Regions from separate parts of the Mus musculus genome. Here region 2 is linked to region 1. Evidence: chromatin loops called from intact Hi-C (ENCODE). Cell type or tissue: left cerebral cortex. All regions are shown on one strand. Each heading gives the region's core, and the rest is flanking DNA. Links, peaks and the distances in the headings are about the cores only. Region 1 overlaps Msra (methionine sulfoxide reductase A). Region 2 holds the start of Gm52132 (a long non-coding RNA gene).

Region 1 (16,137 bases), core at 2,853-10,852:
TCCTCTCACCTCCTCTGGGCTCTTATGGATCTTCTTCACTCCTTCTCCAAGTACCTGCTAGCATTTGCCCGGAGCTCCAGAGCTCCAGCTGGGCATTAAACCAGCCTTTCTCCATGCGTGTAAAGCACTCGGTGTGCCTTTTTAGTTCAAGGTAATTTCTGCAGTGTTTGGGTGGAGATGCGAGGCTGCAGTTCTGCCATGAGTTAATGGCTCCATTCTTCAAAGGCGGGAGGGGCTTGGGCACAGCTCCTCAAGTAATGGAAGACTCCCCCTCAATCCCTCTCAGACTGCATTCACTCTCTCAGTGCATAGTCAGCCTCATTGTAGCGTTGTCAATGCCAGTCAAGGAAAATTACCAAGTTATTGACACGTCTCCCCACACGCAAGAATCCTGGTGTTTGCTCCTTGCAACAAGCAATTTGATGGCTTTTTGTGCCCCTTATTTGAGACATAAAATTGGGCCCTGAACTTGTCACAGATAGAATGAAAACGCTTTTCTCTTTCAAACAAACAAGGAGAAAGAAAGCTCAGAGGCTAGGGAGCCTCGCCCCTCACTTGTAACTCTGACCCGGTGTACCAGCTCCTCAGTGAGTAGCCCCATTGCCCAGATGACTGGAGCATAGGTAGAGGAGAGAGATACAGTTTTGTTTGTTCTAAACCTAGTCACCCCTAACAATAAGCTTGGCTTCTTAACAAGTGCCATCCCTCTGGGCTGTCATTATCTTGGGCACGGGTCATGGTCACATCACAGCATTTCAGGCCTGGAAGAGGTTTGAACCAACAACTAGTCCTGTGGTTTTCCAAGTGGGTGACTACAGCATCAGGCTCCAAAAAGCTGCTGTGAGGTCTCCACCCACAGTGAAGTCTGTTCCCTAAATGGATTCGCATCTGCTACAGACAAATGGTTACAGTTTGACTCTAGCTCTATGTTGGAGTCCTGTTGGATATTCTGTTTAAAATGGCTCTTTAAAATGACCAGAGCCCACAGGACTCCTTGTTTTGTTAGTTGAGAGAACTGAGGCTGAGAGACAGTAAGTGATTTAACAGTGAGATTGATGGAGAGAGGTTGATGCTCACTTGGTTTTCCAGATCACAGCCTTGCTGAGGCCTGAGAGGGTTTTGTTTTGTTTTGTTTTGTTTTGTTTTGTTTTGTTTTGTTTTGTTTTGTTTTTATAACGTCCTGTTCAGGTGAGGCTCTAGGGTGGAGGGTCTGTCAAGTTTGACATGTTAAGAGCTTAAGGCATTGTTATTTTTGTTAGTCGGTCTTTGCCCATCTTTCTGTTAGGATGGATTCCCCTCTCCCTACAATGTGTGGTAGGCATTCTCCCTTGTCTGTGTGGGATACATACCAAGGCCCCCATAGATGCTGGAAGCTATAGGCAATATTGAAACCTGCACGCATGTTGTCATTCAAACCACAGCCCCCATCTTAAAGAGAATAAGAATTTATTCTGGAGCCACAGTGAGCGACCATGACCTAGAAACACAGGTTTATGTTACTCCAAATCCCATGGTTTTATGTGGAAGCAGTTTCATGGGGTGTTTTGTAGTTTCACAGAACAAAGACAGTCATAAATCAAGACAATTTTTAAATGCATTGGTTGGCACATCAGAGAGGCAGGTACAGGAAGATGGGAGAGCTATCTTACAGGCCCAAGATGTTATCTGATGACATTTTTAACTCTTGGATTGGTGGAAGCTTGTGCTCTGCTAAGTTAATAGGTTCTATGAGGTTTTTATTTATTATCGTGAAGTGTTAGTTCAGAAACAGAGCTGGCTGTTACACAAGGCTACAAGTAGCCCAGGATAAAGTAATTAGCCTTCAAACTTACAAAACTCCCAATCTCTGTCCAGTACTGACATTCCCATCAGTCTTGCAGATGCAGATGCTCTTTCCAGGCGTTTTTTTTTTGCACAGCCAGACATAGCTTCTTTTCAGAACTTTTCATTTACATGAGCCATGCTTTCCAAATACAGGTGGCGAAATTCAATTTATACATTAGAAACAGCAAGAGAGAAACACCTCAAAACAGGGCCCTCATGACAAAATAGTATAGAAAGTTAAGTGAATGAGGGCTCCCAGGTACTCTCCTTCCCTCCCTCCCTCCCTCCTCTCCTTCCCCCTCCCCCATCATCTACTCACCCTCCTTGCGATTCTCTTCTCCTCCACTCATCTTATTACAATCCCTCTGCCACCAACTGTACTACTTGCCTTCCTTCCTCTTCTTGAGCCTGAGAAACAAACCACTGGTGAATGCCGTGGGTCCAGCGTTTCTGGACTTCCCATGGACAATGTTCCTGACCAGGGGGAGGCTTTCATGCTAGCTGTTATAGCTAGAAATAGAGCGGAGGGCCTGACAGAGAAGAGATTGAGGGGTATGCCCTCCTTGTGCCACGTTTTCAACCCCACCTTTTCCCAGCTGGCGCCTGCCTGCTCAGCCTGAGCCCTTGATCTGGAACTGTCTGTCTCCCTCACATGAGCCCCTGACCTGGAACTGTCTGTCTGTCTCCCTCACATGAGCCCCTGACCTGGAACTCTCTCCCTCCCAGCTGCTTCAGCTTTGGAGCCCAGACAAAGCCACTGCGCTAAGTGAAACCCGCCTTCCCTCTATGCTGCAGAGTCCAAGCATGTTCTTGTCATTCCCATGTCCTTCTTCCATGGACTCTGACAAAGTCATGTCAGAGATATGGCTCCACCACACCTAAGGTCCCCAAAGCTGAAACAAAATTGATCTACTCTCCTCACAGAGTTTACTAGATATATTTAGTTTGTTAGAATGCTTGAACCCAGCATGAATATCATAGAGGAGGAGAATTTTCTTATAATTTCAAAGAACTGAAGGCTGGCACACACTATTCAGGAGGTACCAGGCTGCTGCTGCCCTTGGGTGACAAGGGAGACCCATTGCAGAGATAGCAATTATGCATCCCTCCTCTGACCTTGAGATTTTGACCTTTTTGACTGGTTTGGTTAGTTGACCCACCTCTTTCTTTGAACAACTTAAATCCTTGCTAGGGCACAGGTCAGAGGTCAACAGGCCAGCAGACTTAGTCAAGCATGTCTTCTACTTGTATATCACTGAAAGTACCACCCAGATGAGCTGTTGGAAAACAGCTCACTGATGGAGCCTTTATAACCCATCCAGACTGGATGGGGGAGCTGTTCACTCATTGTCTCAGGATTATATCCTCAAAGATTTAAAAGGAAGATTAAAAGGAAGCTGCTAGGTTAAGCAGTTCTTAAAATGTAATTGCAAAAGCCACTGATGGATAGGCCTGCCCTGAAATTTTCACATGACATATAACGGAGCCATAATATGTAATATGAGAAGATAACCTTACTGTGGCAGGGGCCAGCTTCTCTGGCAATTTTATGTGATGAACTGGGTCTTAATTACTTCCAAATGACTAACAGATTTGTACAGTCCTAGAATAAGGTTTCCTTGTTGATGTCCTCTATAAGTTATATTAAAAATAAATATCTGGGTCGATGACTACCCCACCTACTGAGCAAAAATCACCGAAGAGACTCTGGCAAACACTTGGTGGTCACCCCTATGCCAGGGAAACACCTAGGCAGCTGAGTGGCCCCCAGAGGGGTCACTGCCATTTACTAGTTTCTACTTCTCAACAGCCTGGAATCAGTTATAATCAGCTGCAGATAAGCTTCACCTCATGTGCTTCAGCCGCTAACCTACTAATGAAAGCAGTCAATTTTATTTTACAAGTAAACTAGAGTTTTGAAAACTGCCTGACGAACGTAGCCAGGGCTCTGGAGCCACTTAGATGACCCTGATTCATAGAAATGGGAATGTTATTTTTCTTTGGTTAGTCGGCTCGTCTCTACTGTTTCTTAAACATTGTGTGTACCTGTGTGTACCCAAGCATGTTTCTGCATGTACGCGGAGGCCAGAGGAGACAGCCTTGGGTGTCATTAGGCACCATTTACCTCACTTGAGACAGTCTCTCTTGTCAATGTGGTTAACGGTCATCAAGCCCAGTGGATCTCTCTTTCCTGTGTCTCTGAATGCTGGGATCACGAGTATGTGCCACCATGGCCAGCCTGTTCACATGGGTTCTGTGGCTTGAACTCATGGCCTCAGGCGTTTGTGCGCAGCTCTTTACCAATTGAGTGCCCTCTCATTTTTCATCCCCCGGGTGAGTTTTTAAAGTTAGAGGAAATATCAGAATCTTTCCTATAGATGATCATTTTACTTGTTAGCCAACTACGAAACTCTGTCCAAGATGCACCAGCTGGAAGATGGGTCTTTCTTCCACCATCCTTGTTATCCTGTTTTCAGTTGCTTTCTGAGGGTTCTGTCAGTTAGCGCAGGGCCAGATACCACCATACTCTGGGCTGAAATGCTGGGGGCCAGAAGGCCTTCTGCACAGCAGTACTCACCAGAACCCCATATTCAGTGCTTTCAAACAGGAGGCAGGCAGAGAGCAAACATCGCAGCACACTGAGAGGGTTGCCCATGAGCAGCCCTGTTTGCGTGATTTCCAGGTCTGTCACACAAGTGGTCTGATCTTCACTGGCCCCATATGTGAGCCTATTTCCTTTGAAGCTGTGCTCACTGATCATCCTGGAGGTAGAGAGCTGCCAACCACTGTGATACAGTGATGTCCTCTGTGGACCTGCCTTGCCCTGGGAGGATTGACAGAAGTGCCTGAAGCTGAGGATCTTTTGTGTACAAGGAAAGACAACCACCACCACCACCACCCCAACCTGTCTCACTCTGGCTCAATTTGATAGTTTGAAATGTTTCAGGGACAGGTACTTGTTCCCACTGAGACAGGTTTTTAAATGGACAAAGCCACATACTGGAAGCTTAAGTTGGTGGAGTGGAGTGCAGGAAGATCCAGAAGAATTGGGGGTTTATCTTCCAATTTTTTTTTAATTAATAAACTTTTGTTTTTCAAACAGTTGAAGGTTCATAGCAAAATTGAACAGGAAGTATAGAGGCTTCCTGTGTGCTCTCTGCCTTCACACACCTACAAGCACCCCATTTTCCACATCCTGCTCCAGAAGGCTGCACGCGTTGCCATGGATACGTCTGCCCAGACAGGCTACTTTAAGCTTCGTCTCCAAGCCACACATTTTGTAGGTTAGATAAATGTGTAACAGCTTATCCCACCATGGCGGCATGGCACTGGATGGTTTCAGAGCCCTGAAAACCTGGGCTTTGTCTGCTTAGCTCCCTCCCCTCCTCCTTGACAACCACCAAACCACACTTGCTCCTATCTCCATGGGCTCGCCTTTTCCAGATTATTCTAAAGATGGAAGCACCAGCACGCAGCACACAGCCTTTTCAGACTGGCTTCTTTTACTTAAGGATAGGCACTGGGAGCTCCTTGGTGCTGCCAGGATTTTCATCCTTGGTTAATGATGGAGGAGCACCCAGCTCACTGTGGGTGACACCATCCCTGGGCAGTTGGGCCTGGACCATATAAGAAGGTGATCTGAACAAGCTATGGGGAACAAGCCAGTGGACACTGCTTCTCCCTGGTCTCTGTTTTTAGTTCCCTGCCTCCAGGTTCCTTCCCAACTTCCTTCAGTGATAGATGGTTACCTGAAAGTAAGATAAAATAAATGCTTTCTTCTCCCAAGTTGTTTTTGGTCAGTGTTTTTGGTCATAGCAACAGAGGAATAAACTATGACATCCTCCATGAATTTTCAGTTAACACCCCCTTTTCAGTGGTGAATACTATTTCATTTTCTGTGGCTTATTTATCCATCATATGATATCACTGGCCATATGAACATGCTATCTTCATTTCTGTTGCCTACAATGTAGCAACATACTTTTATTACCTAATTTGATTTTTAAAGCTTCTGATGGATAAGCCCCCAAGGTCCTGATATGAGCCAAAAATATTATCCCATGGGAACTCTGTTTCTTCCATAGGGCAGGCCTATGGAACTCCTTCCTTCATCCCAGATATCTAGAGTTAATCTCTCTGTTGTATAGTCTCATCCTATATTTATAGAAACTTTATAAACAGTTTCCAAAGCCTGGATACAATGTGGGAGAAAGGCAGCTGTGCCTCCTCCCTCTGACTGGTTTCTCAAGACTGATGAGAGATAGAGTCCCATTGGGAAGGTGACTCACTTGGTCTAGAAATAATCTCTCAAACCTAAGACATCATCTTGTTCCTCCAGCTGCACATGCAGTACAGCAGAGCCATGAGATGTTACCAGCTCATTCAGGTGGCTTTTGCACATGAACTTGAAAAGAGAATGATGACTTCATTTGGTGTTTCCCACGAGCCAGGCCTCACTGCAAGTCACCCCACCCCAGCAGCTTCTTCAGTTCTTACAACAGCTCGGTAGGTGAAGGACGAACACTAGCTAGTGTGGTCACCAGGAACATGAATGCAGGACAGTGTCCATCTAGACTACGTGATCAACAAGTGATAGGCTAGAATTGGTACCCTCCCATCTACTGCAGGGTCTTTACTTAGCATCTTTCTGTATTTCTCTTAAAGAGACTGAGAAAGTACAAGTGGGTACTGTGAAAAGAACTCCATGGTTGGTTAAAAGTGTTTCTCCCTCTCCCACAAAAACCAAAACAGCCAAACACATTGACTGCTTGACTGGGCGGGTTGGGAAGCAGGAGTAGTTACCAGTAAAGGGTCCTCCCATTGGCTGTCATTTCCCTGGGGTTGTGCCATGTCCTTTCATCTCTCCCATAACACCTAGCACAGGGCCTCACATGCCCTAGGCCCCTCTCTACTGTGTATTGGGCATCTGTTAATACCCACATGCATTCAACAGGGCAGTGCCCAAGGGTCCAGTTGGGAAGACAGGGTGGTAACTTGTACACATACTTTTAAAGCCCAGGCCTTCAGTGATACTTCCTAAGTATGGAACCAACCAAACAAAGAAAGACAAACAGAAAATAGCTTGAGAAGAGTCTAGGGATCTGAGTCATGAGCAAGAAGGGGCAAGGACTTCCTGGTGACTTAAGAGAAATATAGAAGAGGCCAGGCTTGCCTGCGATGGCTCCTAGTGCTTGGCCTGAATGACCTGTGGTGGGATATCTCCTACCTCGAGAGGACAGCAGTGGTACTCATCTGTCTGCTGCCAGGGATCCCATGAGCCTAGTGCAACCTTTGTGGGACATAGGGTTTCATACTGGGAAAGATGAAGGGATTCAAGATTGCAGCACTCAATGCTCTGTCAGCTTTTGCTCTGCCTGCCTCAATCCCTGCTGTGAGCCCTCCCTGGTCACTGCTCCTTTTTTTTTTTTTTTTTTTTTTTTTTTTGGCCTTGGTTGGGCACGTGCCTTTTGATAAAGAGAAGCTCCAGGTCTGGGGGCCCTGCCTGCTTTGAGTCTGTACCACATGCCAAAGGGGCGCATACAGATGAGGTATGAGGTTCATCTCCCAGTGTGGACTGAAAATAAATGACAGTGACAAATGGTTGTGCCATAGTGTAAGCTCCTTCCAAAGACATGGCAGGGCTGAGAGTTGTGTGCAGGCAGGCTTGGGATACAGAAGGTTCACTCTGTGATTTGGACCAGTTACCACAGAGTAAAAGCTCCTTCGGATGAAGAATCGCACTTGTCAAGTCAAAGTATGTCCCCACTGTGCCTGAGCTATGAATGGTGGCTCTGAAAGGGCATGTCTCTAAATTACTGCCCACTCAGCATCCTTAATGTCCATTTAGGACAGGTACAGATGCTTTTAAAGATTAGCCGTGTATTCATCAGGTATTGTGGTGACATGGAGGGGCCAGTTTCTGCCTTCAAGAAGGTGTCCATACTTTAACTAACAAGTTTTCAGAGCACACATGGGTTTGCAGGGAAATGAAGCACAAAGTGGTTGAATAGATTTCCCATGATACCCAACCCCTCCCGACACTTGCACACTTATTCCCTGCTAACACTTGGCACTGTTGTGGAAACTTGTTTTCACTGATGGAATAACACCAGTATGTTACTATTAGTTACTGTCCCTGGTTTACATCAGGGACACTCTTGTGTATATGTGTGTGTGGTGGGTGTCTGCAATCTATGAGCTTTGACCAGCATATAAGAGAATTATTTACCATTGAAATGCCATAACACATAGTGCCCCTGTTGTAGAATGTCCTGTATCTCTATTTATGTCCAGCCCCACGACTTTTGTGACCACTGAGTGACTCCTTGTTATGTTCTGGATTTTGGCTTGTTGTTAGACACATAGTAGTGTCTCCTTGTTTTGCTTTACAACTCTCGACTGCTGTGATCTGGAGTGTCTTTCTCTGTGCGTTTTTGATCTATAGATCTTCCTACCAGAAGAAGACCAGAGTGGCTCTAGAGATGTGGTTTTCAGTCCTTCAAAGGAGGCTTTTTATTTCCAAACTACTGAAGTATTATCTTGTATGTCTTGCTCACTTGTATTGGTCTGACACTGGCTTGTACACTTGGCTTTCTCCCCCCTTCATTTATTTGCTAATACTCTGCTGTTTTCTTAGTGGATCATAGACAGTTTCCCTGACTTCACACTCTCTCTATTCCCTAGCCTTTCCATTTGTTCTCATTATGTACAGACAGAAGTGAGCGACTTGTATCCCAGACTACCACAGTCAACCGTACATACGTCATACATGTATACCACTCAGAGAACCATGGAAATACATGGCCCAGTTCTTTTTTTATAACACATTCAGTGATAGAATAATAAGGTCATTAAGGGCAATCAGCATTTTATTCCATCCTTGATTATATTCCTGATTATAGTTTGTTGTCTTTCTTAATATGAAATATGAAGCATGTCTCTTCCACCTTTGATGAATACCAGCATGGTCCTGGGCTGCAGTGGGAAACCTTGTCCACAGCCTGATTGCGTATTGTTTACCCCACCCCCTCCCTGGTAGGGTAATCATGGCTCCTGACACTTCCTGGGAGGACACAGCACTTAATCACGTAATTATGTTTCTGGATGGCTGTCCTAAACGATGGGAAGCACACCCTGCCAGCAGCTCACGGACAGAGTTAATTTGGAGAGAGACAACTAGGCAGTGTAGACATGACTAGATTTTGCTTTTTTCTCGCTTGTCCTTCCATCAGGGCACTGGCCCGTGAGCAGAGTGTGACTCGGGCTGCAGGCTGCACTTTTCCAGGGATGAAGCTAGTTCAGTCATTCCTGAGAATTACGGAAGGGCTCAGTGTTCAACCTGACCTGTGCTCATGGCCACAGCTCTGCATAGCAACAGAGACCAATAGAAATGGACACTGGGCTCTGAGGATCAGGGTTGCATCCTGAAAGTCCCTAACACCTGCTAGGGGACCTAGACTGAGTCCTGTGGGGCCTCCTAGTATGCCTGCCTTATCTCGCAAACAAGGAAGAAGAGTATAATAGTGTGGCCTATTCAGTGCAGTGTTCCTACTAAGACCAAAGGGCCAGGCATTCCTCATCTATTCATTCAGAAGCATGGACTTGGACTTGTTCAGTGCTTCAAGTATTGATTGGTCTTCCCTCCTCCAGGAACCACCTCTACACCCCACATCCCTCGTCTACCCCATTCCTCTGGCAGGCTTTCTTTATGGCATTTACTACACTGCAGTGGCTCTTTCCTGCTGGAGTAGGAGTCTCTTCAAAGCCTTAGTGCCATGTAATAAACACTGGATGCATTAAACAAGCAAATGAATAGCTTCGAGGGTGAACCGGCAGCATCGTGTTAAAAGACTCCATGGCCTCATGGAGAAGACAGCATGCCTGTGAACTGCAATGAGCAATTCATTTATTCATTTTCAAACAAAATGAGGCACTTCATTCACATTTCATGAAGTCACTTTTATTGACTCTTAGGATATTTGAGTGCAATGTGTATTGCTGAAAACACGACTTCTAAAATGAGTAGAGGAGATATGGAGAGAATTTACTCCTGGGTCTGGCCATTATCCACTTGTAAGTCTTGGCTTCCTGTGATGCCCCACCCTCTCCTCCATAAAGTATGCTAGTCACTCAATCCACATGCTCACAGCACTGTTGGTTGCCTTCCTTACTCTAGTTCTTTCTGTGTTTGTCGAAGGTGCATGCATGTTCATGTGTGTAGGTGTGTGTAGGTCAGAAGACAACGTTGGGTATTAGCTTCAAGCACACTACCCATTGAGACAGGGTCTCTTATTGGCCTGGAGCTCATCAATTAGGTTAGACTAACTGGCCAGTGAGCCCCAGGGGCCTTCATGTCTCTGCTGTCCTAAAGCTGGGATTTCAAGCACAAGCTAGCATGGCTGGCATTTGTACATGGGTTTTAGGGGTTGTCAAATTTAGGTTCTCCAGCTTGCAAGGCAAGCATTTTACCAACTGAATCATTACTCTAGCCTGCCTGTCTGTCTATCTATCTATCTATCTATCTATCTATCTATCTATCTATATCTATCAAATCTATCACCTATCTATCTCCTCCCCCCCTTATCCTTTAGAGAAGGGCCTGATATGTAGTTAAATTCTCAGTAAACTATCATTACTAGGTTAAGCAGGTGCTCTACCAAGTTCTGCATGAAAAAGAAAAAGACAGTAATGCAGGTCTCAGAAGTGAGAACATCTCAGGTGCTTCTTTGCCACCACGGGATACTAATACAGTGTGGGGACCCAGTATTCCTTGTAAGAAAGACTACATGGCAGTTTCCTTTTCTCTTCTTTCTCCTTCCCCTTTTCCTCCCTTTCATTGTTTTAATTTTGACAGAACTCTGTAGTTCTGGCTGGCCTCAAACGGTCAATCCTCTTGCTTCCCCCTTCCAAGTGCTGATATTTCAGGTGTCTTAGTTAGGGTTTGTATTCCTGCACAAAACATCATGACCAAGAAACAAGTTGTAGAGGAAAGGGTTTATTCAGCTTACACTTCCACATTGCTGTTCCTCACCAAAGGAAGCCAGGACAGAAACTCACATAGGGCAGGAACCTGGAGGCAGGAACTGATGCAGAGACCATGGAGGGATGTTACTTACTGGCTTGGTTCCCCTGCCTTACTCAGCTTGCTTTCTTATAGAACCCAGGACTACCAGCCCAGGGATGGCACCACACACAATGGGCCCTCTTACCCTTGATCACTAATTGAGAAAATGGCTTACAGCTGGATTTCATGGAGGCATTTCCTCAAGGGAGGCTCCTTTCTCTGTGATAACTCCAGCTTGTGTCAAGTTGACACACAAAAGCAGCCTTTACAAGTGTGCAGTGCAATGCCCAGCTCATGCTGTGTTTTTAAACAAACTACACTGAGCCATCACATCCATCTCTATACACCTAGCGGAGCTCACCAACAGAAGAGAGTTGTTTCATGTTACCTTCCTAGAATCCAAGGATAATTCAGCTTCTAGCTGCTGAGACACAGTTTTACAGCGGTAACCTTCTCCCACCTCCTGGGACCCTTACTTTTAGTCTTCTGGAAGACATGCAGATTGGAACACAATGACTCTGAGCAGATAAGACATCCCCTGAAACCCACCTGCAGGCCGGCTCTCTGTTTTCAGCTGTCGTTTGTCTCCAGGTCTGAATACTTCTCCAGTGCCTGTATTGGCAGCTGAAAATGGAGTGCTAGCCAATGCCGGTACATTGTTACCGCAAAATGCAACTGGCCACCACACGTTGTGTTCAGATAATGGGCAAGAGGAGAATTTATCCAAACAATTGTGCTCAAAGAGACCACACTGCAGAGTGAGGCATTTAAATGGTTCCATTGTATGATTAGTCCTTTGTGGACTCTTCACTGGGAAGATAAAGGTTTAAAGGAATTCCATTTCTTAAAGAAACAGAACTTAGAATCAGAAATATGTTATGCTGTAAACCTGCCTCTTTAAAACCAAACCAAAACCGAAACCAACTGTATTACCAATGACTCCTGGATTGCTTTTTGTTGATTCTGTGAGGGTTTTGGTCACAGGACATACACAGTGTATGGAGACCAGGGATGGGTACTTAATGGAGTCAGTACGGTGGTGATGGGCATGGGTCCTAGAGACAGCAAGCATGGGAATCAGCTCACTCCCACTTTAGAGGAGAGTGTCTTCTCAGCTTCCTGGAGGCCTTGTTAAAAAGCATCAGAGCAGATTAAGTAGATTCATAGCACTGTGTCAGTGAAGGGAAGCGATGCTGGTTTTCTGGAACTGTACATTCCATAATATGATGTCGTTAGAAATATTTGTTTTGTTTTATATACCCATCTTTTAAAGTTTTAGTTATATTCCCACATTCTATTACAAGGAATAAAATAAAGTCCTAGACTTGATTGGTTATTTTGACCTTGAGATTTGAGCTGTGTTGTGTGTGTGTGTGAGGGGGGCGGATTAGGAGAGTTAGAAAGAGAAATAAATGGAAGGTGGGTGTGGTTATGTTTCATTGTATCCGTTATAAGATTCTCAAGAATAAACAAAAATTAATATAAAAATTAGCGTGCTGTGGTGGCTCATGCCTTTAATCCTAGCACTCAAGAGGTAGAGGCTGATGGTCTCTATGAATGTGAGACCAGCCTGGTTTACATAGTGAGTTTCAGGCCAGCCAGGACTATATAAAGAGGCCCTGTCTCAAAAAACAAATAAATAAAGTTCTCCCTGTTTCTTGCTTCTAGATAATGTACAGAGATGTGGAATCACCTGTAAAAGACAATGTGATATTGTGTGGGGGACTGTCAGGACGTCACATTTCTATTTATTAGAAACTGTCTCCTTTTGGAGGAATACAGGAAACAATCCATATTGGATGCATTGCCTTATGAATGTGATTAAATTTTAACCCAAGTTAATTATAGAGAGAATGGAAAAGGAAATTTACAGATTAGTGGTTGGCACCTTGGTGTTTATCACCTATGATACTGTCACAATGATGAAGGGGACAGTCACTACCAGCAAGTCAGGAGTTGTGAAGCCATATCAGAACAACTATGCTTCTAATATGGGCAGGATGCCAGGGAGGAGTCTATACAGGATTCTCTGATTTCATGAGCATCAACATGAGGGCTTGGCACAGCACACAACATTAGTTCATTCATGTGTGAAAAAGCAAGGGCCTGCCTCATTCCATAGTCTTTGGGATTTTCCTCAACAGGAGAGAGTTGGCCAGCAGGCCGAGGGACACAGTGTGGGAATCTTCAGCCGGGACTAGGTATCCAAGCTGAAAGGCAGGCTGGGTACCTGCCCACAGCCTGGCTGTGCCTCACACAAACACGGAATTGGCAAGAATCTCATCCGTCTCTGCAACAAAAGCCTGGGTCTATTTCAAATCCTCACTTTCCTGGCACACGATTTGCTTTGGCAGTAAATGACTTAAAGTCTGTCTGCAAGTTCCCTTTTTTCTCTACTCCACAGGGGAATAAAAGTTTTCATCCTTTTGAAGAATGCTCAAAACTTAGTAATAAAACTAACAACTTTTTGAAAGTAGGCAAATCCTCTGAATCAGGTCATCAGAGAAAACCCACAGATGCCATATAAGATTTTTTTTTGAGGTGTTCAACATCATTAGTTATCAGAAAAAAATGCAAATAAAAACCACATTTATCTGCTACTAGCATTCTTTTAAAATAGCTAAATTAAGGAAAATCACTGTCAGGAGAGGAGCTAGCTCTGTGGCTAAAGCATTTGCCCTACAAGTGTGAGAACCCAATTTGGATTCCCTAGCACCCAAGAAAAGCCTTACACAGTAGCTTGAGTCTATAATCAGAGCACCTCTAAGGTGAGATGGGAGGCCGAAACAGGAGAATCCCTGGGAGCTTGAGGGCAGCTAGCTTGGCATGCACAGCAGAGGACAATAAAGAGTACTAAAGACAGACAGAGAGGACTAACACCCAAGGTTGTCCCCTGCATTCTACGTTCATGTCGTGGCCCACACATATTCCTCAACATACTCACCCAACTAAAGATGAGAAAACAACTGTCAGCATTGAGAACCAAGGAGGATGCTGAGCTCCTGGGACTCCTGCTCTGCTGGTGGCAACACAGAACACCATGGCTATGTGGCAAAAAAGCACTTGGGAATATCACACAGAGTTTAATGTAAGCGAGTCATATGGCCTAGGAGGCCCACTCCTGTACCAAAGAGAAGGAAAAACTTAGGTTTACGTTAAAAACCCTATACAGGAATGTTGACAGTAACTATTTCTATAATAACCCCAAACTAGAAGTGGTTATAATAACCCCAACCTAAGTGGTTATCAAAAGGTGAATGTATAAGCAAATGATGTTACATCCATTCAGTGGAAAAACACTCAGCAAAATGGAGGACAAGGCACTGCTATGACAAAATGGGGAGTGGGGCTCAAAACAGTTATGCTTGGATACATTTTTCTGCAGGAAAAAAACAAACAAACAAACAAAAAGCACATGTTGCACTATTTAATTCCTAAAATGTAAAGTAGTCTATAGTTACAGTGATGGGAATACTCGAGCAAATCAGGGATGGGTCAGAAATTAGCACTGAAAGGTAGGGGTGGGGGTGTGAGGAAATCCCTGGGAGTGCCAGGCCTCTGTGTTCATTACTAAGGCTAAGTGAAGACTTCAAGGACAAGTGAATGGGTTATAACGTCACCGTTCCCTTTAAACATGCACGCACTATTGTATGGATGGTGTGTAGCTCCTGCATCCTATGGTTTTAATTCTCTGTCCACTGTTGGTGTAGTAATAATTGTTGAGTTGGAAACATCATTGTGTAGCAACCTCCAATGAAGTGGAGCCTTCAGGAGATGCTCACTCTGCAGAGAGCACTTGACAGACACTAGATCTCTAGATATTCGTCTCCGTTTCTTGCCCTGATGCTGAAAAAAAAAAATCCCTGACAGAAGCAACTCAAGAGGGAGCTGACCACTTAGTCTAGAAATAGAGGGAGTCTCTCTCTGTCTCTCTGTCTCTGTCTCTCTCTGTCTCTCTCTCTCTCTCTTCCTCCCTCCCTTCCTCCCTGTCTCTCTCTGTCTCTCTGTCTCCCTCCCTCCCTCTCTTTCCTCTCTCTCTCTCTCTCTCTCTCTCTCTCTCTCTCACACACACACACACACACACACACACACACATGTGGATGTTTGTACAAATGTCTGTAGTGTGTACTTATGTGACTACTATCCTGCTCTATCTCTGTCAGCCTTATTTCCTTAAGACAAGGTCTTTCCCTGAACCTGGATCAGAGGGCCCAGTGCTAACTGTGAGCTGGGGATTTGAACTCCTCATCATTCTTATAAGCAAGTGCTCTTGCCAGCTATGCCGTGTCCTTACCCTAAATGAAGCATCCTCAACTTAAGAGACAAAATAATGGAATATGAAGTGTGAGATACAGGATGGGAATTGACTGGGGTGGGGAACAACCCAAAAGTGCTTAGATGGCAGGAGTCATGGAATCGTGAATTGGACCAGAAGCTGCTGTTGTAAAGTACAGCTGCCAGCATTGTTAGATGAAGGAGTGGGGTTTATCCATGTACAAAGTAGCCTTAAATTTATATGAACAAGTTTAATACTTATCTTCAACTACATGTGACAATATTAAGAGACAGACACACCCAGGATAACTCTTGACTAAGATAACTCTTGATGGAGATACATTGATACATGCTTATCCATGCTTCAAGAACAACCTCACAGTCTACATCAAGGCCTCTAGGTGCTGATGCCCTACAAATGTATCTGTCTATTTTTTTTTATCATTGGCTGCAATTTGGATGCGATGCTGGGACTTGTCCCATCATCCAGCCACTGTGACTCGACAAGAAACAATGTAGGTGAAGGTCTGCTGGTGAGGATGGAAGGGGGTGATTCATCGGTAAGATGTTTAGGAGGAGCTCTAAGAGCTAGAAAAGTCCATGCTTCTAAGTAATTTTAAATGTGCTTTTGAGACCAGTGGGCTGCAGGATGTGAGCAATCCTGCAGGGACACTCTGAAAGAGATGCAGTAGGAACAGGGGTTATCACGTCTCCCTCTGTCTCTATGTCTCTGTCTCTCTCTGATGTGGAGGGGAGGTCAGGGGATAATGCTGGAAGTCCATTCTCACCTTCTACCTGTGTATGTTCTGGAGATCAAACTTACCTCATCAGGCTTTGCAGCAAGTGCTTCTACTCACTGAGCCATCTCTGTTCATAAAACATTTTAAATGGATTCCTTGATAATTTCATTCATACAAATAATGCATTTGTTTCATATTCACTGGCATTACTCTCCTCCCTTCCCCATGTCTGCT
Region 2 (16,137 bases), core at 4,072-12,071, 49 kb after region 1:
GCTTAAAATATCTATTCAAGTAAGTCACATCCTCAGGACATAGAGGAAACAGGAAATCCTGTGTGTCTGTGCTTCCAGGAACTGAAGCAGCACTCCTAGGTAGAATAGAGTCACAGACATCATTACTGTGTAGAAGGAGACAAAACTGGCAAGACATGGAAGATTCTGGTATGGAGGCTCGGGAGACAATTTCATCAGTGATGTGCTTGCTATACATACATGATGACAAGAGTTTGGAGAGCCACTGTCCATGTCAGAAGCCTATCAGGATGTCATCTGCTTGTAATTCCAGAGCTGGGAGGGTAGACATGGAAGGATCCCTGGAGTTCACTGGCTGGCCAGCCTACCTGCATTGAGATCTGGGTTCAATGAGAAGCCTTGACTCAGAAAATCCAAGTGGAGAGTGATTAAGGAGGGCAACTAACATCACACACACAGACACATGTGCACACACATGTACACATGAGCACACACATGTACACATACACACATGTACATGTATATGTTTACACGCATGCACATGCACAAACACACACAGGCACACACAGACATACACATGTGTGCACATGTGCACACACAATGCACACAGTATGTTCATACACACTCACACGCACATGCATACCTGGGCATACACACATGCATGCACACACATGCACGCACACAGATACACATAGAGCTATAGATAGGTCCAGGGATCTGTCCTTCCATAGTCACTGTGTGATCGTTTCTCAGTCCCAAGAGATTGTCTCTCAGTGGTTCAAGTGGAGTAACTGAGCAAAACCCTCAGCTTACATTTGGCTAGAGAAGAGAAGACTCGCCTCATCTACCAGTTACCACAAAACCTGTACTTTAGGCCAGTGCATTCTGTCTTTACCCAGATATAACTATAGGTGTAACTATTTGGTCCCCTAACTGCTGAAATTCCCCAGGGAACATGGAAGAGACTGAGATTGAAGAGATTTGGGTTCTGGCCCCAATTTAGACCCTCTCCAGCCTTTAGATGTTGGGCCAAGACACTCAATTCTGAACTTTGCTGTTTTTCTTTAACCTGCTTTATTAGTCAGGGTTATCTAGAGTCACAGGTCATATGGAATGAGTGAATATATATATGTATATGTATAAGTATAAGTATATGTATATGTATATTCTTATAGGCTGCAGTCCAACTAATCTAAACAATGGCTGGCCATGAATGGAAAGCCCAGGAATCTAGTAGTTGCTTGGGTCTCAGCTGGTCTTCTGTGTGTGCTGGAATCCTGGAGAAGTAGGCTCCAATGCCAAGGAAGGGATGCAGTGCTAACAAGGGGAAGGCAAGCAGGCAAAGAGCAAAAGCTTCCTTCTTGTCCTTATGTAGGCTGCCAGAGAAGGTGTGGCCCAGATTAAAGGTGTGTCTTCCCGCCTTAAGATCTACATCAAAAGCCTTTGTCTTCCAGCCTCACAATTTGGATGACAGGTGTGCTCTCCATTTCTGGATTATAGTCTATTTCAGGTATAGTCAAGTTGACAACCAAGAATCTGATCTGCTAAAGATACAATCTAGCCTCATGGTGTATCTGGTATAAGAACTAACTAGACGAGCATGAAAATCTCAAGATGCCAAAGGAGTGGCAGGCAGAGCTAGAACTTTCTCAGCACACCAGCATTTCACCAGATTTTGACATTTGTGTTTATAGCCACATTGCCCTCCATCCACTAGAGATTGGACTTTATATTCTCAGAGATTCTCTTGCCCCCCGTGTGATTGGGAAGAGTTCGGCATGGCTTGTGTTTTGATTCCATGATGCTGTTGATGCAGGCAATGAGCCTCCCCCACAGGCTTCTGAATTTTGCTTCTGGTAGAAGAATGAGAAGATGTGGTTCCAGCCTCAAGAGCTAGTGCTCACTGATGGTACAGTTCAATATTTGTATTCCTGCCTAGGACACAGAGTTCAGACCATGGACCCTGGGCCAAATCACAATACACAATGTCTGACTTCGCAGCGATAAGCTATTTCATCTCATCTATCTGGGGTGAGGGATCCCTACAGTTATTAAGGACTTTTTAGGGGCTAGCCTCGTGATGAGTATTTTAAATTTTTGACTTCTCTTTATCTTGTCTGCAATCCTCATTTAATGAAAAAAGAAGGGGCAAGGTTCCTAAGGCCTCAGAGCTTTGCCCAGTGTTGGTGGGCCCCATGTTTGCTGAAGACTCAGTCTAGTTTCTTTCCTTAGCTCTAGAAGACAGCAAACGTCTGGGCAAGAGGACCTCCTCCTGTGCTAAACATGCTGGTCCTTTATGATAACAGTTCTGACGTCAGTGTCCTTTTTAAAGTGAGAGCTGTAAAAACTAGCTCTATGTATTTACTTCTACTCTAAAGTGAAGGCCACGTTTTGTTAACCATAGCAGCCTTACTTACCTCTGGGAAATGGGAATGGCTACCCATAATATGCATCCCATGGCCACTAGGCCATGCCAGCTCACTGTGGGATTTGCAAGTCTTTCCTGGTAGTTCTAAACCAAGAATAATTTTTAGATAGTCCATTGGGAACCACGGCCTGTTCATAGTGGCTACTGACCCAGTGTCTATTACTTGAATAGCTTATAATTTTAGCTGGATATACACATACTAATAGAGGCTCAAACTTTGGGGCTGGAGATATGACTTAGCAATGAAGAACACCTGTGTTCTTGCAGAGGATCCAGGCCCAATTCTCAGCACCTACATGGTGGCTCTCAACTCCATAACTCTAGCTCCAGGGGATCCAGTGCCCTCTTCTGACCTAAGCAGGCACCAGGCATGCACATGGTACACAAACAAACACTCATATACATAAATTTTTTTTAAAAATCTTTAAAAAAAGACTCAAACTTCCATAAGGCTTGGAGTGGAGCATGGTATTTGTTGGAAGTGTGACTATTCAGGCATTAGTGAGTGTGATGGGTTCAAGTTCCAGGCTCTGTACTTCTAGGAAGGATGTTAATCAGCTCAACATCATCTCCTCCTCCTCTTCCTCTTCCTCTTCCTCCTTCTCAGTGTGTGGATGCAATGGTCTCTTGGTAGAAGGATGTCCTCTTCCCTCTTCTTCTTCCCCCTGATCGTGTGCATGCATTCGGTGGGAAGCCATCATGGGCCTCAGGGATGGCAGAGCTACAGCACAGAAGTGTCAAGTCATCGTCGCAGTCTGAGCTCCCAAGGAAAGAACCGCCTTGCCTAACCTCCTGTTACCTTGGTTCATACTTTGGGACTCATTCCCTTCTTTTTTTACCAGTAGCCTGTCCTGTATTCTCACCAGCACAGCCACAGCAATAAGCTGATGGTGAGCTGCTGTCACACTTTAATTAAACCGCTCCATGGTCAAGACATCTGTAATCGCATTTAGTGTGTGAGTGGGGACTCAGGATGGTGATGCCATCTGTAGCTTTGAGCTTGGCCCACCCACATACCAGCCACGTGGCCATGTATTATTGCTCTCATCTTCCTTGGCTGTACTCAGGGCTCCTTCCTGGCTCATCCTGCTGTTACCAGGGACATCAAAGTTCCCTCTTATTGGTTCTTAATTCTGTTAATAGAAGAATCTAAAAACTAACTCAGGGGAAAGTTTTGAGGACTGTCTTATTAGTGTGTGAAAGAAAAGCTCCAGGGCAAGCAGGCTGTAAGTCTCAGTAGCCACCAGGTAGAGATGGAGAAGAGGAAGGTAGAAGGCCATACCTTTAAGAGATAGGGTCCAAGAAAGCCAGTGTGTTCAGCAGTGGATGTCAGTAAGCAGATGCCTGCACCGTGGCAGCGGGGGCTTCAGAGAATAAGTGCAAAAGCCCAGACAGCCAGGAAACACATGCTTAGATCTTTGGCTGGTGTCCAAGTTAGAACACCAGAGTTAGAGATCAGAAAAGAAGGCAGGTTCAGCAGTGCTGCATGAGTGGTACTCTGCAAGCTGCTGCATAAAGGGAATGGCTTCTGGGAAATGCAGCACATGATCTCGTTAAGGGTATAATTATTCCTCCCAATCTCCTTAGCATGTCTTCATGGTGAATCAGCCTTCCTGAGGGGTGTTCTCTGGACCAGGTGATTGACAGACCCCGATGGATTGACTCCTAAGAAGGAGACAATAGCACATGATATTCTGACCTGGGGCACATCAGAATGTTATGTCTCCACGCAGGGTCAGAGGTAGAACTCAGAGTCCATTCTTTTGACTTGGAGGAATTAACTGTTACTAAATGTCTCAACAAAGCCCAGAACCTCCATGTTTTCACACTTGCCATTTCACTTCTAGTAAAGCTTGTCCTTATAGCATCCTCAGGGTAATAAGAGGCGGAGTCTATGTGGATTATAAGGGAGAGCTCCATTCTCAGTGGCCTCCAAGCCTGCTAGGTCCTGTACCGCTACCCTTTCCTGATCTATTGTCCAAGATGTTAAATCACAAAACAAGCCTCTCTCATGCTTCAACACATTCTCTGATTGCCCATTCCCTTTGGAGCCATTTATAAACTCTAAAGTGGCCAATGTGACCTCAGATTAACCCATGACTTTAGATTAACGCCCCCTCTCTGCTCAGGGCATCCCAAATACAGTGACCTTCATTTCTTTATTCTGCTTCTAGACAACAGAAACATTTTCTTGCTCTAGTCTGGCACTACTGCTAAGTCTGCCCACAGCTCTTGACAAGCATGGCTCCTTCTTGTCCTCTTGATTTCTACTGTCTTCCAAGAGGCCTTTCTTGACCTTCCCAAGCTAAAGTAGAACTCCCTGCCCTCATAGCCTGTGTAGCTGTACACCAACAAACCTGACCTTCTCAGCATTTACCCCAAATGTAATGATTGGTATACATCCTGGTTTTCTAACTTGATATAATGAGTGTGTGTTTGTGTGTGTGTGTGTGTGTGTGTGTGTGTCTTATCAGACTGGTTTATAGGGTGTGGTCTAGGTAGTCCAATAATGGCTGTCTCATCCTGGAGACACTGAGATTGTAAGTGTTGAGTTCATGCAGTTGGATGTCACTGCAGTCCCAATCTAGCACTGGAGGCCTAGAGAATTTCTGGATTGCTGCTGGCCTTCAGTCTATACTGAAGTCCTGAAGAAGTGGGTTCTAGTGAAGGCATGCCTCAGCAACAAGACAGATGAACTTGCCAGCGAGAGTAAGGGCAGCAACAAAAATGCAAAAACATGCAGGCTTTCTCAGCTTACACTTAAGGCTGGAAAGTCCCAAGGACTTTCTGTGTATATGTGTGTGTATGTCTATGTATCCATGTGTCCGTGTGTCTGTGTGTGTCTGTGTGTGTGTGTGTGTGTGTGTGTGTGTGTGTGTCCGTGTGTCCGTGTGTCCGTGTGTGTGTGTGTGTGTGTGTGTCCGTGTGTCCGTGTGTGTGTGTATGAAGGTAAACTTATATAGGCCAGAAGTTTTAACAGGTGTCCTGCCCACTCCCTCTGTGAACATCACTCCAGCCGTCTCAGTGCGGCTGCCCCATAGCCTCTTTCCAGGTGCATGGAAGAGCAGCCAGTGTCTCCCCCATGCACACCCCCATGCTGTCTACTGGGAAACATTAATTGCAGGGAGAAATATCCCATTTTCCTCCTGTTTCCCATCAAGTGGGTAATTAGGTGCTGGTGTGTGTATATTTGAACTTGCCAAATTAATATCTGAACTTTATTGTGCTGACCCTTTTAAGTTAGTTTTTTTTTAAATAAGTCACCAGTTTTGAAGGACTATCCTTTTTTTAGATCATGTATAAGAAATCTATCATCTGCAAATAATTAGACAGTGGGAATGATATTGTATTGCTAATGAGCAGATGTGCATGCTTGCAGGGAGGGAACAAACAGCTGCACACACACAAAATGGAAAAGTGGCTCAAACCCAGCATTACAGATTCTGAGAGGGGTTTCATTCTTTAAAGAATTTCAGGGAACAGAGAAAAATGAAACAAAGAATCTGGTATTTTTTTCATTATTAATTCTTCTCTCAAGTGTGCTTCCCCCGCATAGCACCATCATACATGTGCACAGCATCGCTGCTGTTTGCACTCTCGAGTGTCCCTTTCAGAGAATGCTTATATGGAACAGGTTTGCTCGGCCTTTCCTCCAAACTGATTGAAGGACTCAGTGGGTAGCATTCCCATGCTGACCACGGTGCTTGGGAGCGTATGCATGTAAAATCCTATTGGATTCTTAAAGGAACCTGTGAAAGTTAGACCCATTCTGCAGATGGACAGACTGCCCCAGTGAAGCAAGAGGATTTGCCTGGAGCCTACTAGTACATTACCATTATGTGACAAAGATGGAATTTGTTCCCCTGGGCTCAGTTCCAAGCCTTGTGTTCCTCCTCTGGGAAGGCACGTGATTCCATATTGTTAAGTGATGATTTCAGAGAGCAGGAAGCATGACCTGTGGTGACTGGAACCAGCTGCACACTTGCCAGTGTCTGTGAACTCCTGCGGTGTCCGTTACAATTTCATACACGCTGTTAAGGATTAGCGAGAGGAAGATAATTGGGCTTTTGGAAACATTCAGAGGAATCACACACATTTTACATCATCATTTAGAATCTGAAAATTTTTACACTCCAGCAATAAAATATGAAGTCAGAAGAACTACTACACTTCAAACGAGAGTCCTAAATTAGGAAAGGGAGATCAGAGCTGAGATCATTGGTGGGAACTGGAGTTCCTAGACTCTAATAATGTCAGGCTGGGCTGTTCCATTCAGCTCACAAATTAAAAACGATTTAGGATGTTGGATTGAACATTTAGAATGCACTGAGATCATCACATGCAACAGCCGACAGATTGTAAGGAACGACCAGATTAAGAAGAAAGGAAGCAGGAGCAAGACAGGCAGAAGAAGACGGGAGACGCCCATGTTCTGAGAGAATTCTCCAGCACCATAAAATGTGGGTTTGGGGGTCCTTACCAATGGCATCAAAGGTGTGAGCACCTCAGAGCCCTGAACATATGAAGCATTGCATTGTACCTAAAAATGGCCTGCCCTTCCAGTCATACACAGAGCATACCCTAAGCCAGAAAAAAGATTAGTGTGGCTAAAGGGTTTAAAATCATATAGATTAGAATTCTCTTACCACCATTGCATTCTACTGGAAACCAGTAGCAGAAAGTTATCCAGAAAAGTTCTCTTATGTTAAAAAGAAAATTTAATTTCTAACTATCTTAGTATTTTAGTTTGCATGTGAAATTTCCCCACAAGCTCGTATATTTAAACACTTGGCCCCCAGCTGGTGGTGCTGTTTTGGGGTTGTGGGGCCTTTAGGAGGTGAGGGTTATGAGGAGGAAGTGGCCCACTGTGGGGCAGGTCTTGAGGCTTACAGTGGGATCCTGCTTCTCGTCCAGTCTCTGCTCCCTGCTGTCCAGTGAGCTAAGCAAGCAGAATCGAAAGTTCTGCCACTGTGCCTTTCTCCACTTCATGGCACCATATCCCTCAAACCATTAGCCAAAATAAATCCCCTTTAAGTTGCTTCTCACTGTGCTGACAAGAAAAATCACTAGCAAACCTAGTTATTAAGGCTAAATCATGAACAAAATTAGAAAATGCTTTAATTAGGCAATGATTAGGGTACTATATATATATCCAAGTTCACAGGGCATGGCTAAACAGATCGTAAACCCATCTGTGAGAAGACAGAAGGGCATCCATCTCAAGATGCAAGAAAACCAACCACAAAGTAATCTCAAATGGTAGGAAAGAGATCATTAAGAACATAAACCAATGATGTGGAGTTCAAACCACAGCAGAGGAGACATGAAAGCCAAGACTTCCTATATGTATATTCAACTGGTTAACTGTTAGAATAGTTGATCAACAACAACAGAACAAACAAAAGAATAAAACAGGGCCGAGAATCCCAGTATGAAGAATAAAAACATGGAATCTCAATACAAACACTGGACATACTGCCAGACTCAGAGGACACCTGCAGCAATGAACTTGAGACAAAAAGTTACATTGAAAATAAACCCCTTAAAAAATAGGGCCCAACAGAATGAAACAACCCTGGGATCCTTAGAGAAACTGAATCCATACTTGATAAGATCACATGCTTCAATGAGTTTTACCAACATTTACTAGGGAAATAGTTGCCGGCTTGTGGGATGCCTTCCAAGGGCTGAAGAGAACGGAATCTTGATACCCACATCTGAGCACAGGAGAAAGCAAGATCACAGTACAGTCTCACCTAGGAGAATGTTTGCAGAAATCCCCAGTGGGCTGTTAGCCAACTGAGATTGGTGGCATCTTGAGACAGGATCCATGACCAAGTGGATTCCAGAGCACATGGTTCAGCAGTTCAGCATTAACCGAGAAAACCGAACAGGGTGTTTCCTGGACAGATGAAAAGAAAAACACGGCTACTGGTATGCAACACAAGTTAGTATTCATAAATGAGAAAAGCATGGGAAAGAGTCTGTACAAAGACTCACTGGGTGCACATGCGCTACTGAACAGTGCACTACTCAGAAACTGCAGCGTGTTGGAGCAACTACTGTAGTTTTGTTTGTTTTTATGTGTTTTGCTTGTTTATTCATTTCTTACTCCCTCTGTAGCCCAGGGCAACCTGGAACTCATTATCATGTAGCACATGCTGGTGTCAAACTCACAAGTGTTGCCGTTAGCGATGTACACTCTGTTACAGCCTCTAATCTGCCTTGTACTGGCATGGGTAGGGATCCTCCTTCAGACCTAAGTTAAGGAGAGAAGCAAAGGGAATGACTGAGGAATGCTCACTTCTCCCCAGCTCTCTGGGATTTCCTCTTCTTCTAGTGGTCAAGTGACTGAGTTCTGACCAATGGAATATGGCAAAAAGACATCTGCCACTTCCAGTCTTAACTCCTAAAACTCCAGCCTAGCCCCTGAGCTCTAAAAGTGGGAAGCAACTTGAGTAGGGAAGCAACCTACCAAAGAGACATCAGCCTCCACCAAGCTAGGCCCCCTAGGCACTCAGGGGGCAGGAGGGGTTAGCAGCCCTTTTTACTAAATGAACTTTGCATGAGCAAAAGATAAACGATTAGGTTCATCCCTGAGAATTTCAGATAGAGGTTCCTTGAGGGTGAGTGTCGTTAATGAATCTCTAATTGTGTTCACTTAGCCATGGGGCAGCTGGAAGATCCAGTAATGAACGGACTTCGCTTAGACTTCCTCTTAGATTATTTTGTAAATTTAGTATAAACCCCAGTGAAAACCTACAGTCCTGCTGCTGTGCTGTTGCTATTCTTGCTCTCTCCTCCTCCACCCCCTTCTCCTTCAGACTTAAAAAAAAAAAAGATTCCCATGTATTTATAAAAGCAAATGTTTTCTTATATAACAACAAGAACACAGGAACTTTTTTCTTCTGCAAGTCTTGACTCATTGTGAACCTCACCAGTTAAGCTGCAGTGCATTTGATGTGGGGAAAGATAAACAGACAGTGCAGGGGAGCAAAGTAAGATGTGGATGTGCCGGAGGACAGAGCTACCACACCACCCGCTTCGCCCACTACTGGGGAGAGGGCTTTTTAGTTAATAAAGACGCCTTTTTGTTGTTTGTTTGTTGTTTTGTCTTTCCAGATCCTTAGGAGGGAGAATCTGCCTCATGCCATGCACAAAAATTAGTACCTTGTACATTTAAGACCTAAGAGCAAAGGTAAAATATGCAGGACTTCCAGGTGAATGACTTCACTATAGTGTGGGGTCTGGAAGTGATTCCTATAAAAGACACTAAAAGTGATAACCAAAAAAAAGGCAAAATAAGTTTGATAAATTCGTCCTTCTCAAAATTTTGGCTTATCATAAATCATTGTGGGGGCTGGAGTAATTACTAAGCAGTTTAGAGCACTGGCTGCTCTTACAAAGGACCCAGGTTCAATTCCCAGTACATCATGGTGTCTCACAACCATCTGTAACTCTAGCTGCAAAGGATCTACACCTTCTGGTTGCTGAAGGCACCATACAGACACCAGGTGTACATGAAGGTAAACACTCCTACACATAAATTAAATATAAATAAAAATTGAGCAAACTAACCCATTGTAAAAAAAATGCCAAGAGTAATGAGATTATATCTGATAGTGGATTTATATCAGGAATATTTAAAATATATGAAAAAGGCTTTTTTTTAGAAACACAGATTGCTGCAAAGGAATGTGGCCAAGGTATTTAAATAGCAGTGGGGAAGCATAAAATTAAAAACATCATTATCAATTGGGAAAATACAAATTAAAATCAAGTGAGACTGCATCATGGACCAAGCCAACCGACAGAAAGTGGACTATCAGACATGGGAACATCTATGAACTGAAAGAAAGAGGACTATTAGACATGAGAACATCCATGAACTGGTAGGTTCTCAAAGCTTCCAGACTCTGGGTAGAGCAACATGGACTTTGTAAAGCAGGGCCATGGCTCCAAAGAGTGACTCACATGTAGTTACATCAAAGACATGCGAACCTCAGCCAAAAGCTCCAATTCTAGGTATGTACCCATAAGAACATCATGTATGTGCATAGCTGAGAGCATGTTGAGAATGTCCTTTGCAGTCCCGGGCTGCTCACAGGCTCATCACAGGATGAATGCATCCATTGTGGGTGGGTGTTCACTTGAGAGATGTTCTGAAACCATCAAATGAAGAAAATGGGAGATTGAAACCACTGTATAGCTTTGTTCTGTATAAATTTCAAAAACAGGCCAAACTAAGTTAGAAGGCATTGTCATCAATAGGGACACACAGGCGCACAATGGTACTCCGTTTCTTTATGTTGGTGGTCTTTATCTGAGCATCCACTCCTTGGTAATAAATAATGATACGGTCATGTAACTGTACCATTGAAGTGTACACTTGAATACACTTGAATAACTCATGTACTGTGTCTTATGTACTTTTAGTACATGTGTATATATGCATTATATACTTTTCTGTATTGAATCTTAGTTTCGATTTCTGTTGTTGTGTTAAACTAATAGGATAAAAGCAACTTAAGGGAGAAAGAGCTTATTTTTGTCACAGTCCAAGGTGCAGTCCATCATGACAGAGAAAGCAGTGGGATAGCTCGAAGTAGCTGTCAGACTCCATTTATAGTCAGCAATAGAGATGATATAATGGATGCTCATGCACAGTTCACTTTCTCCATTTTATGCCACTTGTTTATGCTTGGTGTTTATTTTGTAAACATCCTTAAAAAGTCTCACTGATGGTCTGTGTTGGTCTATGGTGGTCACTGATGGTCTGTGTTGGTCTGCAGTGATCACTGATGATCTGTGTTGGTCTGCAGTGATCACTGATGGTCTGTGCTGGTCTGTAGTGATCACTGATGGTCTGTGTTGGTCTATGGTGGTCACTGATGGTCTGTGTTGGTCTGCAGTGATCACTGATGGTCTGTGTTGGCCTGTGGTGATCACTGATGGTCTGTGTTGGCTTGTGATGATCACTGATGGTCTGTGCTGGTCTATGGTGGTCACTGATGGTCTGTGCTGGTCTGTGATGATCACTGATGGTCTGTGCTTATATTACACGTGACCACCACTGTGCCCAGCTTTTTCGGTGGGTGCTAGAGATGGAACCTAGGTTCTCATGCTAGTGCAGCAAGCACTTTATTGACTGAGCCATCTTACCAGGCTTTGTTAGTTATTTTGATGGCCTCTCTACTTCCCTCTTGATAAAACAAGGGCTATCCATTCATTCTCTCATTTTAAATTTAAAATGAGCTGTCAGCTAAAATTGACAAAATTAATTTTCCATTCAGGTAAAGTGAGACTGTTCAATATTCATGGGATTCATCTCAGACACCTGAGAAAAAGGCCAGGTGTGGCAAGAAGAGCTCTTGGATTGCAGTAAGAAGCCGTGTGTCACTGTGAGGGAGAGAGGCTTGTGACCTGGTGGAGAAGGCTGGAACACTAGGAAGATCCTGTTTTCCAGCCCCAGAAAGGAGGCAATGCTGGAATGAGCCGTGTGAGCCATGGTCTTCTGTGTCACTGTGACGTGCAGGCTTTCAGTGCCATCTCTGTGGAGACAAACCAGTGGGTCAGTTCATAAGCAAAGAGAATACCAGCTTCCCATTTGTGGGAAATGACTGCAGTTCTGGGACATTTATCAGCAGTTTTACTTTTCATTGAGATAGATTTTTAGATAAGCAACTGGAGGTGTTCAGAATTTTGTAGATAGAGCCATAGCTTCTGTGGTGGTTGGAATATGCTTGGCCCAGGGAGTGACACTATTAGGAGATGTGGCCTTGTTGGAATGGGTGTCGCTGTGGCTTTGTTATGTCACTGTGAGGATGGGTTTTGAGATCTTCCTCCTAGCTGATTGGAGGTCAGGCTTCTCCCATTTGCCTTCAGAACAAGATGTAGAACTCTCAGCTCCTCCATTGCCATTCCTGCCTGGATGCTGTCATGGTTTCTGCCATGATGATAATAGATTGAACCTCTGAGCCGGTAAACTATCCCCAATTAAATGTTGTCCTTTATAAAAGTTGCCTTGGCCATGGTGTGTCTTCAATGTAATGGAAACCCTAACTAAGGCAGAAGTTGGTACCAGGAATGGAGTATTGCTATGATAGGCCTGACCATACTTTTGTTTGGAGGAATGTGGATTTTGGGACTTTGGAAATTAGTAGAATGCTTTAATTGGGGCTAGCTTAGGTTCAAAGGTTCAGTCCGTTATCATCAAGGCAGGAAGCATGGCAGCATCCAGGCAGGCATGATGCTGGAGAAGCTGAGAGCTCTACATCTTGATCTGACTGCAACCAGTATAAAACTGGCTCCCACACAGCTAGGAGGAGAGCCTCAAGGTTACACCTACTTCAACAAGCCACACTTCCTAATAGTGCCACTCCCTGGACCAAGCATATTCAAATGACCACAGCTTCCGAGCCCCTTCATATGATAAGAGTTAACCACAGAACACAGATGCACCATCCTAAGTGGGACCAGGTGGTATATAGGACTATGGGCATTCTCTGAGAGTGGCAGAATGCAAGCAGCAATAGCATGCAAAGGTGGGCTGCAAATCAGTTTGAATGAGAACAGAATTAATGACTAGCATAGAGTCCATTAGCTTCCTTGATGCAGAGCCTGAGGCAGGGGATAAGTCACTGGTGCCTGTGACTGGGGAAGGACAGACGGGTAGAGGGGAGAACCTATAAGCAAATAAGAGAAGTAGAGAGGGGAGGAGAAGCCGAGGGAGGATATAGTCTCAGGAGAGGTCTTGGCCCCTTGGATAGAGTTCAGGAAGTTGAGGAGGTGCAGCCATGTGACCAAGTTCTGGCCATTGAGATATAATTAATGGTGCAGAGCAAAGCTTCTAGGAAGACTGTTTAAAGATGGAAGAAGTCAGGGTGGGCTGGAGGCTCAGCAGGTGAAGACATCTGCCATGCAAGCCTGGAGACCTGAGTTTGATCCCTGAAGCCCACATAAAGGTGACTCCAAAAAGCTGTCCTCTGTCTTTCACACATGCACCATGGCATGTACCTACCCACCTATACACATCACACACACACACACACACACACACACACACACACACAGACAGTAGTAATAATAAATAAATAAATAAATAAATAAATAAATAAATAAATAAATAAATAAAAGAGGTAGTAGGTGATAGTCTTGTCCATCCACTTTTCTCTCCATCACTTTTCTCTCCCTTATCTTGGTCTACACTTTGGCCTTGGTGATTACAAGTCCAGAAGATGATGTTTGTTTTTGAGCGTGGAGCCATGTGCTAAAAATAATTGTGTGAAAAGAAACCCGAGTTCCTGGTGACCATGAAGCCACAGGTTCCCAGCTTGGTAAAGCTTCACTTCTTTAACTGATAAAAGAAGCACAAGTCAGTCTTGCTACATCATCTTTGTCTTCATCCCTGGTAGCATCAGTGCTGTTCCCATGGACACCGTGAGACGGGACAGGCCCCTAGAGATTCTTGGGCAGTGTGATAGCCACCCTGGTCACCAGCAAGGACAGGGTGATACGTCAGTGCTCCTCCTTTATCCTGCCCAGATTTTTAAATAAGCAAAAAAGACCTATTATGATTTTCTTTATACAGTTGAGAGACTTATATCTAAACTGTATACATAATCATTTTAATTTTTACTTACTACAAGACTGTTGTTTTATATTTTAAATATCACTTGAAATGCTGCCTTGGAACATTAAGTCCTAAATGGATGTCTTCATCAACCCCCTCCCCTCAGGGCTCAGAGAACTATTTGGAAAAGGAAGCAGTAGGATTGTAAGGGCCAACGCAAAGGAACAGTGTTTTCCAGACACAATAGGACTGACACACTTATGAATACACAGAGACTGTGGCAGCATGCACAGGGCCTACACAGGTTCAAGGCAGATGGGGATCCAGTGCTAAGAGGAGAAAGTGGACATGCGCTCCCATTCATAACCAGGAAATTACCTTCAATTGACAACCACTTGCCGAGGAGACATTATTTTCCTACAGTGGAATCTCTCACTGAGTATACAAGCCACACTCAAGGGCAGCCCTGTACCCAGCAGGAGATGCTGAAAGAAAATGAGCTCAAGGATATTTTTGTAGATTTTTTTTGTCCTCTTTTGCTTTGTTTGAGCATTTTTTTAAAAAAGTCTTACTTATCTTCTGCTTATATATTATGGTTTGCAATTTGTGTTTGTTATGGGTCTTGAATTTGCACATCTGTATTTGTGTGTATGTGTGTGGTGCCGTTTCTTTGTTTTATCATTCTTTTTAAAAATTCGCCTGTTAGTTTTCAAAAGCCAGAGATAGAACGCACCGAGTTGAATTTGTGGGGAGGTGAGGATCTGGAAGGAAATGAGGGAGGCGGGAAGCAACATCAGAATATATCCTCTGAAAAAAAATATTTTCAGTTAAAAATGCTGTTTGACAAAAACACATTTTTAAAAACCTTGTATTCTCTTGAATTCAGACAAAGTCAGCACGCAACGTGTATGTATGTGAGATTTTAAAATAATAATAAAAAGTTAAAAGTGTAAATTAAGACAAAGCCACCCTAGTGACCACGGAACTTAGTGACTACAAACCCAGATATGAGCATGGAGGACTCCTATCCTTCCCCTGCTCCTACCCTTCTAAGGCTATCACCTCTTCCCACTCCTCCACTCAGCTGCCTGGGCCATGAAGGCAGTATACAATGATATCAGAAGTCACGCTCCATTAGTGTAAAGGAATATGTCTCAACCAGAAGCAGTTTTGCAACCCAGGGGACATGTAGTAGTGCGTAGAGATACTCTTGTGTGTCACAATTGGGTGGGCATTGAGGTATAGGGCCTAAGGGTGCTACTATGTTTCCAAGAATGCATATGGTAGCCCAAGGACCGAGGGTCACCTAGCTCAGGATGTGAGCTGTGCAGAGGCTGACGTGTCTGTGAATAGAGAGCACCCATTGTGTATTAGTCCTTCAGTTGTCTGGCAGTATCATTAAAAAACACCTAGGGTTTACTTTAAGGATCCTAATTGATTTCTTCACTTTCCCTCTAGCTTACAAATAGCCCAAGGGAGCTTTGCTCTACCCGCAGTGACCTAGTTAACACTACCCCTAGCTGACAGCTCATTAGCTCCTGGTGGACAAGAGCTAACAGAAGGTTGATGCTTAACCATGATGTGCATTTCGATGTTATCTCCTGGGTGCTGTGACTTAGTTCTCAGGGGTTGAACATGTGTATAATCTAAGCCCAATGATTGCTTTAAGGCTTTGATTTATGTTTTGAAAGCCTTTTTAAAGGAATCATATGTGTACAGGAACTGGTCACTGTATATGTGTCGGCCCTTGTAAAACTTAACGATAGACTCAACAAGTTGAAACTTTTAGTCTAGCGTAAAAAACTATGAATGTATGTATGTTTTATAGGAGCAAGTTACAGAGCATGCTCATTTTCTTCATCCTGTTTTGCTCTAATAATGAGGAATATTAAAGTCATGTCCCTGGGGAGAGGAGTGAAATGTGAAGGAGCTTGGAGGCAGAGATGGGGGTCACATAGTGGGACAATCCACCAGGGACACACAGTAAGATGACCCGCAGCTCACTCACTCAGTCTGCACACTGTGCTAGTTACTTTCTCAGTGCTGTGACCACAGATTTGACTGAAACGAAGGAAGAAAGGCATATTTTTAGCTTGAGTTACAGAGGGTTCAGTACATAGTTGTTTGGCTCTGTTGACTCTGAACCCCATGGTGCAGA

Evidence for each region. Hi-C counts contacts between places; a loop is a spot of excess contacts. Peaks named below come from ENCODE experiments on the same cell type or tissue, not always from the same donor. Only the 100,000 strongest peaks of a DNase experiment are listed, where the experiment ranks them.
Region 2: a loop joins it to region 1, with 2.1 times the contacts of the local background. A loop is called at or near these places in 3 of 42 quality-filtered maps.

What each region holds. Positions count from the first base shown.
Region 1 is chr14:64,261,247-64,277,383 of GRCm38, reverse strand. All of the region lies in intron 3 of Msra (methionine sulfoxide reductase A), which reads left to right. Gm41176 (a long non-coding RNA gene) reads right to left here. Exons shown (of 5, transcript XR_001781294.2): 1 at 11,438-16,137; 2 at 4,403-4,648; 3 at 2,144-2,232. Among named protein-coding and RNA genes, the nearest start is that of Gm41176, 8.8 kb to the right of the region's middle. In left cerebral cortex, for the core only: no CTCF peak of the experiment used is centred there; DNase peaks (open chromatin) are centred at 5,081 and 6,134; H3K27ac peaks cover 7,452 bases.
Region 2 is chr14:64,213,267-64,229,403 of GRCm38, reverse strand. All of the region lies in intron 4 of Msra (methionine sulfoxide reductase A), which reads left to right. Gm52132 (a long non-coding RNA gene) reads right to left here and starts at 13,477. Exons shown (of 3, transcript XR_003951180.1): 1 at 8,164-13,477; 2 at 6,241-6,438. In left cerebral cortex, for the core only: a CTCF peak has its summit at 7,212; DNase peaks (open chromatin) are centred at 6,377, 8,742, 9,247 and 10,318; H3K27ac peaks cover 7,402 bases.